Linked DNA regions of Homo sapiens: all the other regions are linked to region 1. Evidence: chromatin contacts called from ENCODE Hi-C data. All regions are on one chromosome and are shown on one strand. Each heading gives the region's core, a stretch centred on a gene start or an enhancer-like site at or near the end of the contact. The rest is flanking DNA. Distances are from core to core; before and after follow the strand shown.

The links. Hi-C counts contacts between places; a loop is a spot of excess contacts on that map. Pooled maps may share reads with other maps.
Region 2: a loop to region 1 is called in a map of naive thymus-derived CD4-positive, alpha-beta T cell, with 11 times the contacts of the local background. The contact joins the promoter of FBXL13 here to the promoter of CBLL1 in region 1. A Hi-C loop is called at or near these places in 1 of 168 maps with a recorded cell type or tissue (naive thymus-derived CD4-positive, alpha-beta T cell), 1 of 37 single-sample maps with no recorded cell type and 7 of 50 pooled maps.
Region 3: a loop to region 1 is called in a map of CD8-positive, alpha-beta T cell, with 15 times the contacts of the local background. The contact joins the promoter of ORC5 here to the promoter of CBLL1 in region 1. A Hi-C loop is called at or near these places in 3 of 168 maps with a recorded cell type or tissue (CD4-positive, alpha-beta T cell, CD8-positive, alpha-beta T cell and naive thymus-derived CD4-positive, alpha-beta T cell) and 11 of 50 pooled maps.
Region 4: a loop to region 1 is called in a map of B cell, with 10 times the contacts of the local background. The contact joins the promoter of PMPCB here to the promoter of CBLL1 in region 1. A Hi-C loop is called at or near these places in 2 of 168 maps with a recorded cell type or tissue (B cell and naive thymus-derived CD4-positive, alpha-beta T cell) and 7 of 50 pooled maps.

The regions. Positions count from the first base shown.
Region 1 is chr7:107,742,746-107,745,911 of GRCh38, forward strand. CBLL1 (Cbl proto-oncogene like 1) reads left to right here and starts at 1,397. Exons shown (of 6, transcript NM_024814.4): 1 at 1,397-1,431. The coding sequence starts at 1,419. CBLL1-AS1 (CBLL1 antisense RNA 1) reads right to left here and starts at 1,836. Exons shown (of 2, transcript NR_144537.1): 1 at 1,628-1,836; 2 at 8-658. RefSeq lists enhancers at 1-505, 506-1,024, 1,122-1,341, 1,692-1,871 and a silencer at 882-1,081.
Region 2 is chr7:103,073,368-103,076,442 of GRCh38, forward strand. It overlaps FBXL13 (F-box and leucine rich repeat protein 13), which reads right to left and starts at 1,429. Exons shown (of 21, transcript NM_001394494.2): 1 at 1,329-1,429. The coding sequence starts at 1,403. ARMC10 (armadillo repeat containing 10) reads left to right here and starts at 1,773. Exons shown (of 7, transcript NM_031905.5): 1 at 1,773-2,044; 2 at 2,410-2,514. The coding sequence starts at 1,906. RefSeq lists a silencer at 1,360-2,199 and an enhancer at 2,470-2,519.
Region 3 is chr7:104,206,632-104,209,866 of GRCh38, forward strand. It overlaps ORC5 (origin recognition complex subunit 5), which reads right to left and starts at 1,382. Exons shown (of 14, transcript NM_002553.4): 1 at 1,202-1,382. The coding sequence starts at 1,273. RefSeq lists enhancers at 1,041-1,230, 1,271-1,350, 1,401-1,560.
Region 4 is chr7:103,295,809-103,298,878 of GRCh38, forward strand. It overlaps PMPCB (peptidase, mitochondrial processing subunit beta), which reads left to right and starts at 1,627. Exons shown (of 13, transcript NM_004279.3): 1 at 1,627-1,750; 2 at 2,760-2,900. The coding sequence starts at 1,652. RefSeq lists enhancers at 1,422-1,481, 1,582-1,881.

The DNA.
Region 1 (3,166 bases), core at 147-2,646:
AAAGATATAACACATCGCTACACATACTTTATTTGCAATTCAGTACCATGAAAACATTTCTCTAAGAGGTCAATGTAATAATCTTTTATTGATATAGGAACTCTGGCACTGAAAGCTTGAATAACCCAAGGTAATGATGTCGTCACCAAGGGAGGACAAGAATAGAACCCAAATCCCTTGACTCCCAAGCTTGTGTTTTCCATTAATTGTGCTCCTTTCTATTCATCCAAGAGCATCAAGTGTAAAAGGCTGGAGAAAGGAGTGGACACAAATGAGCCAAGTCCGCAAGGTGGAGACTGCACTGAAGGTCCTAGGAATCGCCCCTTGGCACTTTCCTTTTGTGTTGGCTGAGGAAGATGAAAGCAGCAACAACCACAAACTCCTGGGACCAAGAACTGGAACTAGGTACTGCTTGTTGTGGTAACTCTCTTCCTCATTTTAGGCCTTTCCTTTTTAACCTCTCCTTCCGGCCAAGCCTTCGCGCTCTCTTCCCCTCCCTCGGTTTCTATCCGCTCCCGTTAGCTCCACTCCGCACATTCCTGCAAGGTGTCCCCGTTAAGAGGAGGCAGCTGCGCCGCACTGGCTCTCCACCCTCCATCCGGCCCTGGCGCCCAGTCGTCAGGTGTTCGAGAGGTTCGTAGCGTCACAAGCGCTCTCCCTAGAAAGTGAGTGGCAGTCAAGCATTATAAACGTGTTTCAACTGTAAAGAGACTTAAGAGATGGGAACCGGGGCATATACCAAGTTAGCTCTGCGTGGGTCTAGGTAGCTCGTCACGACAAAGCAAAATTTAGACAAGCGTTGAGACTTTCCTTCTAGCTCCGAGTTTCACAGCTCCGCCATCCCCTGAGCAACCTCCCACTGGAGGGCGCCTTCCGGAGCGCGCGTGTTTACACTTTTGCTACACCAGGCGGAGGAAACAAGCGCTCGCTGACCCCGGGGGATTCCAAACCGTTACTCCGCCCGCCGGGGTGGGGCCAGCGCAACGGCCGAGCCTGCGCAGCCAGCCGGCTCCGGGGGCCCCGCGCACTACAAGTCCCAGAAGGCAGCTCTCCGCGGGGCGGGCAGTCGCCTTATCTGCTTCTGGCTCATTTTTACCACTGCTCTCCCCTTCCCCGGTCCCCCTGGTGTCCTTTCCACAGTTAAAGGCTACTTTCTCTTGAAGCACATGAGGAGAAGCCTTAGCAACCTCAATACCGAAGTTCTTCGCGCGCTCGCTCTTTCTGCCTCCGCCCGAACTATGCCTGAGTCCCTCACAGGAGTTGGATAGTAGAGGCGAGAGAAGGAAGTCTTTGCAGGCCAAAATTGGGACAACCTGCTTGGACTTCCGCCTCCCGGCCTCCGGAAGGCAGTGCGCACGCGCTCGCTGCGACTCCGGCGCGGTTGACTTCCGCTCCCACTGTGCTCTGCGAGCCGAATCATGGATCACACTGGTAAGGAGGCGGAGGCAGTGGGGGTCCCGGTTCCAAGCCCCCTTGGCCGGCCTGGGGCTGGTCGCACAGCAGGCAAAAGGGATTATGCTCGCCCCACAACACTAGGGTGTGGCAGTGAGAAGAAATCTCACAGATGCCTTCCTGTGCCCGGCAGGGGCCTGCGGTTTCCTGGCCTACCGTCTGGTGTGGTACCTACCTCCTCCGTGCCGGCAACAACCGCTCCTACTCTGGTTCTGCTGAGCTCCGAGCCCGGACCAGTGGGCGATGTAGGCCTTCGGGAAGGGAGAGCCCCGGCTCTGTTTTATTTAGCCCAGCTGCTCTGGCCTACGTTATGGAGACTGGCGGGTAGATTGCGGTCTCCGAGTCGCGGAATCCTCTTTACGCTGGGAGTGGACGGGCGAGAATGGGTTGGAGACTTCCTGCTGTCTCAGTCAGCTTTGGGCGGGTGCTGCAGTGGTCACCCCCTGTCGTCTCTCCGATCCTTTATGGACTAGAGGGGTGAAAGAAGGGAGTCTGATAGAGTTTTTGGAATCAAACTCGGAGCAGTTTTTCTACCTAAACCAAAAGCATGCCCCGCGCTTCGGCTGAGGTCCTTACTCATCATTTGAGGGTATTTACAAAGAGGAGTTTAAAATCAAGGCATTCTCATACTTTTCTCCAAGTAAGAGTGGCTCCACCCTTTGTTATGTATTTTCTGGCTTTTGCTTCTTTGTGGTTCTTGGATATTGAATGAGTGCTCTTGGAGTTATGTGCCCCATACATTTATAGCGACCGTATCACAAATAGAGAAAAAAAGGCTTTTTCTTGAGTATTGAGTTGTCCTCACTCATCAGATATCTACTTGGTTATATAATTAGGTGTGTATGTTTATTTATGTAGGTGTGTATGTTTATTTATGCAAGATACATGCAGATATCTATAGGTCGGGAGATGGAAGATGGAATGGTAAACGAGACGGACCAGGTCCGTGATAGAACTTCTGTTTTATGGAGGAACACAGACAATACGTTCTTTTTTTTTAAATTTATTATTTTTTTAATGTTTGCGGATTATTTTGAAGAAAATAAACGAGTGCTGTGGAGAGATTCATAGGACGAAATTTCAGAGAGGGTTGTTAGGAATGGTCTTTGTGGAAGCTAAGATCTGATGGATGAGAAGAACCCAGCCCTGGGAAAAAAGCAAGAGGAAGAGCATTTCCAGCAAGTGCGAAGGCACTGAGGTAGGAAGATACAGTGAAGTCAGCTGCAGCCTCCTAATAGCCAGAGGGTAGGAGTCCTGAAGTGAGATTGGAAAGGAGGGCAGCAGGCACATCATTCAGGTCATTGAAAGCCGTGGTAAACGTTTGAATTTTAATTTAAGTGAATATGAAGCCATTGAACAGAAGTGGAGGAGGAACACAGTCTCTTAAAAAATACAATAGGCTGTTCTATGAAGAATGGTGTAAGAGAGGGAGGTAAGAATGATGGAAAATAGCTGATTGCAGTAGACGGGAAGGGAAGGTTGGTTTGGTGAAAATGAAGGAGAATGGGCAGCTTCAGTAAATACTCTGGTGGTGTTTGAAGGAATGTGAGAGAAAGGAGAAATGCCTAGGCTTTTGGTTTGAGCAACTAGGTAGGGTCCATTATTGAGCTGAGGAAAACTTGGGGCAGAAAACAATCTTTTTTTGTAGAGGTGAGACGGGAATTTGGGAACAAGTGTTTGGTCTTGGACTGCTAGTGTGAGATAACTACTGAGA
Region 2 (3,075 bases), core at 179-2,678, 4.7 Mb before region 1:
AGCTACTTGGGAGGATGAGGTGGGAGGATCAATTGAGCCCAGGAGTTTGAGGCTGCAGTGAGCTAGGATGGAGCCACTACACCCTAGCCTGGGTGGCAGACCAACACCCCGTGTCTCAATAATAATGATGATAATAATAATATGTCTTGGAGGACATTTCTTCTTAGTAGGTACAGATATACTTTATTCTACATAATGCCTCATTCGCTTAGTCACTCTAGGTCATTTACTATTTTTACTATGAAACAAAGTTATAATGAATATCCTTGTACATCCTCCTGAACACATGTGCAAGTATTTCTCTAAAGTAGATCCCTAGAAGTAGAAATGCTTGGTTAAAGGGTACATGTATTTAACATCTTAATAAATATTTCTCAATTACCATCCAAAAAAGAGACGGGTGGGGGGTCTCTACCAAATTGCCCTCCCAACCGCCTAGGAGCGTTACTACCCTCAGGTAGGACCTCCTCTTTCTTTCCCTAGACATCTCTCTCCCTCATTCTCCACATAACGTATCTTTGCTCGAACCTCCTACTGCACCAACATCCCCATCCCCACTCAAACACGCACATTCTTGGTAAATATCTCACCAACTATTTGTAGAGAAAAAAAGAGGTCAACAAAGGCAAATGTTCTCAGCTTCCTACCCCCAAACCTACAAAACCTAATGTCTATCCCCTTCCTGTCTTCCTTCCCTACTCTTATAACGGCAGTAGGAGGGCAGTCCTTCCTGTTGTCTAAAGGCAATCCTGGTTGAGAGGGTCCTTACCTTCACAAAGGGCTGACTACACTGACCAAAGGTCTCAGCTTCCACTCTTCCCTCCGCTAACCTCCATCTATTTTCTGCCCTCACGGCTCCATGGAAACCTCAGGCTCACCTTGGGCAGAATCCAGCTCCTTATCTTAGGTGACTAGTGCCTACTCCCTACTTCTGACAACATTCTTCATAATGCCAGTCTGCTGATTTTCCTCCTCAGGCTCTCTGGCACTTCTTTCTCACTCCTCCACTCCTCAGGTACTTCTTGTCCAAACCTTAAAATCTGAGTTTGGGGTTTCCGATCTGGGCCTTGTGCTCATTCCCCCTGGGAGATGTCACCCATTCCCCACGTGCAGCCACCATCACCCTCTGTTTTCTCTCTAATCAGCGTCTTCAGCCCTGATCGCCTACAAGTCCGAATTTGACTTCACTTTCTCGCATTCTGCCCCGCCTTCCCTCCACTCCTCCCCAATCCCGAAACCTAGTCCCTCCTCCGGGAAGTCTTTCCTGACTCCTCCCCCTTCTAACTCCCCACCGACGGTCTGTGTCCGCTGCCACGCGTGTCCAGTACCTCGCAGACCTGAGGAATGTAGTTCTCCTTGAAGTAGTTCTTCAGCCTCGGGTTGGCATTGCGTAGCGAGGCCATGGCCCAAGGCCTGACGGAGAAGCTGCGATAGTACCCTCCCCGCGCTGGGACTAGGGGCCGGGCGCGTGCGGGCGTTGTCCCGGCAACCAGGGGGCGGGGCTGGGCGTGGCACCGCCCCGCGCTCCGCTGCCAGGGGCGGGAGGGAGGAATGGTTGCTTCACGCCCCGGGGGAAGAGACGGGAAGCTCGGCTCTGGGTTGCGGGCCCCGGCGTCTCCGCGTGGGGCGCACCGTCCGACCCCCCCCTCCCGGTGTGCAGCGCCCCGCACCGCCCCGCCTCGCCTGGGAGAAGCCGCCGGGACGCGCCGGGCTGGAGTGGGCGGTTATAGGCTTTGAGCTAGGCCGTTTCCGGGAGGCGGAGCTCAGACCCCATTTCCTTTCTCCACATCCAGGTCAGGTGGCGTTTGCTGTGGCGGCTAGGCCCGCGTGCGCTGGAGACCTCCGCGCTGGCCCCCGCGAGCCTCCTGCCCTGGCCCGGCGCTGCGGCTCTGCCGCGGCGGCAGCATGGGTGGCCCCCGGGGCGCGGGCTGGGTGGCGGCGGGCCTGCTGCTCGGCGCGGGCGCCTGCTACTGCATTTACAGGCTGACCCGGGGTCGGCGGCGGGGCGACCGCGAGCTCGGGATACGCTCTTCGAAGTCCGCAGGTGGGACCCCGGGGTTTCCGGCAGGTGGGCGGGGACTGGGCAGGGGGGCTCCCCAGGCCGGGGTGGTGGCTTGCGTGTGCTCGGGGTAAAATGAGGAGCCGAGCTAGAGGGAGAGGCAGTACTTGTGTGAGTGCAGGGTGCTGCGCCGCCCCCGCCGCCCCTTTGCTGACTATACTGGTATGAAAACTTGCCCTGGCTTTCCTGCCTGAGCTCCGCGTCACAGCGGAGGATTAGATTTCTTAAAAACCTGTTGATGGCCTCTCATTTTAAAGCTTGCTCCGGGCCTTTGTGTAACTAAAGGGATTCTCCCGATTGTGGAAGGGCTGTTGAGGGGCCCAGAGCCATAGGTCAATCTCTGCTTGCAGGTGCCCTGGAAGAAGGGACGTCAGAGGGTCAGTTGTGCGGGCGCTCGGCCCGGCCTCAGACGGGAGGTACCTGGGAGTCACAGTGGTCCAAGACCTCGCAGCCTGGTGTGTGTTTTGGAAATGGGAACAGTTGTCTGCGCGAGACACACCCTCCCAGCGGACAAATGCATGATTCGGTTTCTGTCCAAAAGTTGATCGGTACATTAAAACCCTCCAAAGGCATGTTTCACATCATGGAAGCTGTTAGGGAAATAATTTAAAATATCATATCTGCCATCCAAGAAACTCCTGTCCACAATTGTAGAAGAGAGCTAAACAGCTTCATTGTTGAATAAGCACAAACTAAATTGCCTCACACATCACGGGCAATTTGCTAATGGGATAGCAGGAAGAATTCTAATTCCTTTAAATGTAGCTGGACAGATAGAACCGATTTCATATTACATACGTGTTCTCAAGATAAAAAATAATTTGTCCTTAGGTAAGAGGACTTGACAGTACCATTTGCTACATGTAGTTTATCCTGAATTTACTGGTAATTGGGGTGGTTGTTATCTAATTGCCTTTATCCAGAGGAAAAATAAAAATATCTTTATGATGTGGAACCAGGTGCCCAGGCTAAAAACTCACAGAGTTGGGGAGATTGGGGATCTATCTTCCTGGAAG
Region 3 (3,235 bases), core at 132-2,631, 3.5 Mb before region 1:
GGTAGTACTTTTCCACTAATGCTTCACAGGCCACCTCAAATTGCCATGCAATATTTCTAGTTGGATGAAAGTACAGTCACGTGTACATTCAAAGATGGACCACATATACAACAGTGATCTCATAAGATTATAATACCCTATTTTCACTGTACCTTTTCTATGTTTAGACACTTTTAGATGCAGACTTATCACTGTGTTACAACTGCCTACAGTATTCAGTATAGTAGCACCGCTGTAGAGGTTTATAGCCTAGGAGGAACAGGCTACACCATACAGCCTAGGTGTATAGCAGGCTACACCATCTAGGTTTGTGTAAATACACTTTCTGATATTCACAGGGATTAAATTGCCTAACGATGCATTTCTCAGGACGTATCCCCCTCACTAAGTGGCAGCAACGCATGACTGTACTTAAAAAAGCAAACCAGAAGATGGGGGTATGAGTATGACCCTGAATTCTCATTCACTCTCTTCGCAGGTAAGATCCAAGTTTGATTAATTCCAATTCTGATTGAGTCTGAATCAAAAAGCACATCAAAGACCACCAGAAAATAGTCAAAAATAGGTTAAATTTTGAATTGGTGAACGCTACCCTCTGCCTATTGAAAGGACTCCCTACGTATCTATGTTCATCCAGACAAGACAAACTCCTCTCTAGGGCATCCTGTGAACTATCAGTTAAGGAGAAAAGTTTACCCTAGACCTCTTCTGGACTGTTACAATTCTGGAAAAGCCAGTAAATTTTTAAACCTGAAGCACTGCTTTGGCCCTTAGTGGCCTTGAAAGCAACCACCTCTCTACACTTGACTCACTCCAACTACCGCACAGAAACGTGTGAACTTACATTTGAATAAATAACACCCTGCAAACACATCTGTTACATAAATGTCATTGGGTTGGGGTAAGATAACAAGCAACTTCTAGGAGCTAATGTGGGCAAACTTCTGAAAAGTGTGGCGTGTTTCAAATACGTCTTAGGCAACGTCCTATAGTGCAGGCCGGTCGCTCTCAGACTGTCTCCTCTTCAATATTCGGAAGAGACTGTGGGTGAAGCTGCAGTACAGAACCACAACACCCCTATTTAACGTAAAAACGGCCTTTTGGCCCTCAATCCAAACACGAAAAAACAAATATTGGAACAGGTCGCAAGACTACCGAAACGTCTGCCTCCAGGATCTGGAAGACAGTTTAACTACAATACCTCTCCAAACAAGGACTGCAAGATGGACACTTGAGACTCGCGACAAAGCACCACGTTTTCCAAGTGGGGCATTCTGGCAGGCACCACCGCAGAGGCCAGTGCAGCCAGCCCACAGGACCCTTGCACAAGACGGAGCCTCTCCCGAGTCTGGCGGCCCACGCTCCCGCCGGAAACCGGACCCGCAGCGTCGTGGGAGGAGCCTGCGCTGCCGGGCTGCGGCGTGACGGCAGCGCGTACGCCGAGCGTCGCCGCCGCTCTAGTCTCAGGGCCGGAACCATCCTCTTCTCGCTGGTCCTGTGCGCGCCGAGGTTTTGCCCATTCTTGGGCTTGGTGGGGATTTCGGGCTGACGCTTTTTCCACTCAAAGGCTAAGGAGACGACATGGAGATGGGCGAATAGGGAAGGGGTGGAAGGGGTTAAGGGGGTCCCGTGGGCCTCCAATGACCCCTGAACCCCGTGCCTTTAGTTTTACCGGCTGGAAGCCCCAAGTTTAGAAACCTTGAGTGCCTAAGAAGACGGACCCGGAGCTGGGGCCCTTAGAGGGACGTGGAAGGCGGACTTAGAAGACTAATATTGTCAAAAGATGTTTTTGTTGTCGTTTTTTTCCCTGACGACGTTGTGGGAAATTAGTGGCATTGAGTACAAAACAGGGTGTAATGGGGTTTAATGCACAGCTTGGAATTACTATTTTTTGTGCAAGCTTTAAACCAGATGTGGAAAGCCTCTCAGTCCTAATGGGATGAAGTCGTAGTGTGTGTTGGTGAGGTTGATAGTAAAAATAATGCTACTTTTAGCATTAGGCTTTCACGTGTATTTATTTGTGAGGCACCTACTAGCGACTAAACACTAGAAGATTCTGGAAATAAGATACAGAAGTAGGCAAGTGCATGGTGGAAAGAGAGCTTGGCGTCCTGAAACCCCTGGGTTGGGACCACTGACTGACTCAACTGCTGAATAGGGGGACTTTGGAATAGTTGAGCCTCAACTTCCTTATCTATAAAATAGGGATAATACTGGCTAGGTTATTGCTAGGAGTAGAAGATCCTGTACATACTACCTGTTATACATAAATTTAAATTGTGGACTTCAATCTGCCCATAGATTGTAGATCAGTCTTAGATTTGTGATGGTCAAAAGGATCTTTTGAGAGTTGTGGTATATAACGTATTAGCTAGTCAAAATAGTATTTTCACAGCAACAATTCAAAAGCATTTGCCCAGGTACTTTTTAATAGAGAATTCTAAAGGTTATAATGGGACCACCCATTAAATTTCAATGTCTCCAAGGGAAGCTGGCCTCTGATACTCTCCTAAGATGGTTATACGTCCGTAACATACTGTGCATATAAGGTATACATATATTATAATCATAACACGACATCTTTATAGCATTCAATAAAACTGACTAAACTGTCTAAAATGTTAGTCTCCCTCTCTATATACTTTATGAGGACAGGAAACACTGTCTTCACAGTTCAATTTCCAGCATACACAGTTAACGCCTGGCAGTTACATAATAAAGATAATTGTTGATCTGAGAGAACATGCCTTACCATCTGGATGATTTAGGATGGTTTCTCAGAGGAGAGAACCTGGAAGCTGAGGCTGAAGAAAAGATTCACCTGTGAGACCAAGAAGGAAATTGTAAACAAAAGAATGTACAGACAAAAAGGGACAAATGGGCAATCCCATAACTGAAACTAGCAAATAGTTTTTACATATAAACCTGGAGAGTAGTAGGAGGTCAGGCTGGGGACCAATAAAGAATTGTAGGCAGAGAAGCAAATGTTGAGATTTGACTTAGAAATATTCCTTCTGGCTACAGTGTGGAAAGTGGAATCAATTTCATTTGTTGAAACGACTATTGCAGTCTCCCAAACAGTGAATAATAATGGCCTCGATAGGCAGCCAAGATGGCCGAATAGGAACAGCTCTGGTCTACAGTTCCCAGCATGAGTGATGCAGAAGACGGGTGATTTCTGCATTTCCATCTGCGGTACTGGGTTCATCTCACTACGGAGTGCCAGACAGTGGGC
Region 4 (3,070 bases), core at 377-2,876, 4.4 Mb before region 1:
GGAGGGAGATGAGTCTGGAAAGATAAATGGGAGTCAGATCATGAAGGGCCCCACCTGCCATGCTAAGGACCCTTTACTTTATTGTGACCAAGGGCTCCCTGATGGATTCTTCATAATGGGACTGCCGTAACAGTTTCATTTGTAAAAGATCCTATAGGTAGTAATGTGAAAAAACTGACAATGGGCCTGGAGTAGATTGAAGAGGCAGGAAAGGGGTGTATCAATTGAATGTGGAAGATGGAAAAAGAGAGGAGCTTCTGGGTGGTTTGGAGTTTTGGGCAAATGTAGGTATGATTGGCTGTTTGGCATTGCAAATATGGGAAGAGATTCAGGGGACACAGTGAATTCCCTTTTGGACAAGTTGATATTGAGTTTCCAATGGGGTATTCAAGTGTAGTTTCCTAGTAGTTGATGGTTAAGTGGGCTGGAGCTCAAGAGAAAGGCCTGGGTTGGGCAGACAGGTCTTGAAGTGGAGGGAAAAACCCAGAGGGAGAATGTTCAGTAGAAGAGGCTTAGAGTCCTGGCAAACACCAACTTTTAGGGCAAAATGTAGTGTTTCACAGCACAGTCTTTGGCGTTAACCTATTACTAGCAGGGTAACCTGGGGCAAGTTATTTGACTTCAGTGTCTTAATTGCAAAATAAGCACTATACCATCTACCTGAGTTAGAAAAGCATTTGCAATTTTTAGTTCCTTGAGAGATCTGTGGGCTGGGCGCAGTGGCTCACGCCTGTAATCCTAGCACTTTGGGAGGTGGAGGTGGGTGGATTACCTGAGGTTAGGAGTTCAAAACCAGCCTGACCAATATGGTGAAACCCCATCTCTACTAAAAATACAAAGTAGCCAGGCGTGGTGGCACATGCCTGTAATCCCAGCTACCTGGGAGGCTGAGGCAGGAGAATTGCTTGAACCCAGGAGGCAGAGGTTGCAGTGAGCTGAGATTGCACCACTGCACTCCAGCCTGGGCAACAAGAGTGAAACTCCATCTCAAAAACAAAAACAAAAACAAAAAACAGATCTGTGAATAAAGAGGAGTCCAAGAAGGTGCAGAGGGAACTATGAGGAGGTGGAGCTCTAGAATATATTGAGAAAAGAGAATTTCAAAGAAGCCAACAATGTCAAATCCTCCAACAGGACTGTAACATAAGTCTGTAAAGTGTCCAACTTTTAGCAATTAGTGACCTTACCAAGGGCAATTTCTATGGAATGAGATGAGCCATATTGTAGAGGTTCGAAGAGTGGATAGTGGTCAACACGGATACATCGTTTCCTCCCCTCACGGCATCTGTCTCTCCCACTAGACTTTTCCTTTAAAGGCAGTGACTTATGAATATTATTCCACTGTTTTCAATCAATTCCATCCACCAGTGAGATATATTGCATCAGGTTACCTTTCATTCCACCGCATTTGTGCCTTGCACTTAGTAGGCGATCGATAAAATAACTGATGATAAAGGGGCTTCTGCAGACTCCCCAATTCATTTGGTAAAGACCGCTCAGCATCATGGTCGGGCCCTGATTGCTTTCACAACCGCTTCGAGGAGTGTCATTCCCATCACGGCCACAAGGTGGAGCCCACCTCCCTGCTCTGGGACCTCAGGTCGCGACCCCGGAAGCACATCCTTCATCCTCTACCTTCCTTCTAGCAGAAATGGCGGCTGCGGCGGCTCGAGTGGTGTTGTCATCCGCGGCGCGGCGGCGGCTCTGGGGTTTCAGCGAGAGTCTTCTAATCCGAGGCGCTGCGGGACGGGTGAGCTTCCCTCCAGGCCGGTCCTGTCCTCGAGATCTCGCCAGACCCGGCGCAGCGCACCTGAGAGTCGGCGCCACAGATCCGAACAGTGGGTCGGGCAGGGCCTCCTCGACCCGGACCCGCCGGGCGCCAGGCGGCCTGGGGCTGCTGAACTGGCCGGGGGTGACTGGCTTGTGGCCACCCGCCAGGAGACCTGCTAGTGACGTGTGGGATGACCCTGGTTTTCGGCTCCTCCCGCCAGCTACTGAGGAGTGCATGTTTGACCACTAAAAACGTAGTGCTTGCAAATTGGGGAAAACTAAAAAGTGAAATGGGTACCGCTCCAGAGTTCTATTTTTGCCTAAGACTGAACTTCGTCCTCAGCTGGGCTTCCCGCGAACCTGGACATCAATGAAGTAAAATTTTTTATGTATTTGCATTTTTCTCATGAGAGAGCCTCTGACTTTAAGCAAAGGGATGTGAGACTTTTGTATAAGGGCAAAGAAAAACTGCTGAAAGGCGAATAGTTTCTGGCCGAAAAGCCAGTCATTTGCATTTTGAACATCGACCCATCTTCCTATCCTCTCTCTCTTTTTTTTTTTAACCATTTCCAAACCCTGTTGCTTTTCTTGAACAATGAAAACCCGAGTGTCAGTTTTGTCTTGTGTGTAGGTAGTTTTACATAGTTTCCCTCTCTTTTTTTTTTTCCTGCTTGTTTTCTCCATAATGAATATAAAACATTTCTAGGAGAGGTAGTGAAATAAAGTCAATTTCTCTCTGGGTAATGATAATAATTGCTCATCTTCCCTGAGGGAAGGGCATGTTTATAAACACGTTGCTGGCTTTAGGACAGTGGCTGGTGACAGATGTTTCTAGGCCAGGCAGAGATCTCAGTGGAACCAAAATTCAAGAAGAAAGATTCTTTTATAGAGACAGCCTATTTAAAATAGATTTGGTTTTAAAAGCAACATTTAATATCAGATTAGTAATGTGTTTTGCTTTGTCTCTTCCACTTCCTACCCCCAACCAGTCATTATATTTTGGAGAGAACAGATTAAGAAGTACACAGGCTGCTACCCAAGTTGTTCTGAATGTTCCTGAAACAAGAGTAACATGTTTAGAAAGTGGACTCAGAGTAGCTTCGGAAGACTCTGGGCTCTCAACATGCACAGTAAGTGACTCAGGCAACCTTCTCTAAGTGACCCTTCATTTAGCGTAGCAAATTGTTGATTTTAATCTTTAGCTTTTTCGTTGGCTGGTGGTTCAAAAAGGGTGACAGTTATTTTGCCTTGACAGATTTCCATGAGTTGTGAACCTTTTCTTCCAGTGGTACTTAGTTAC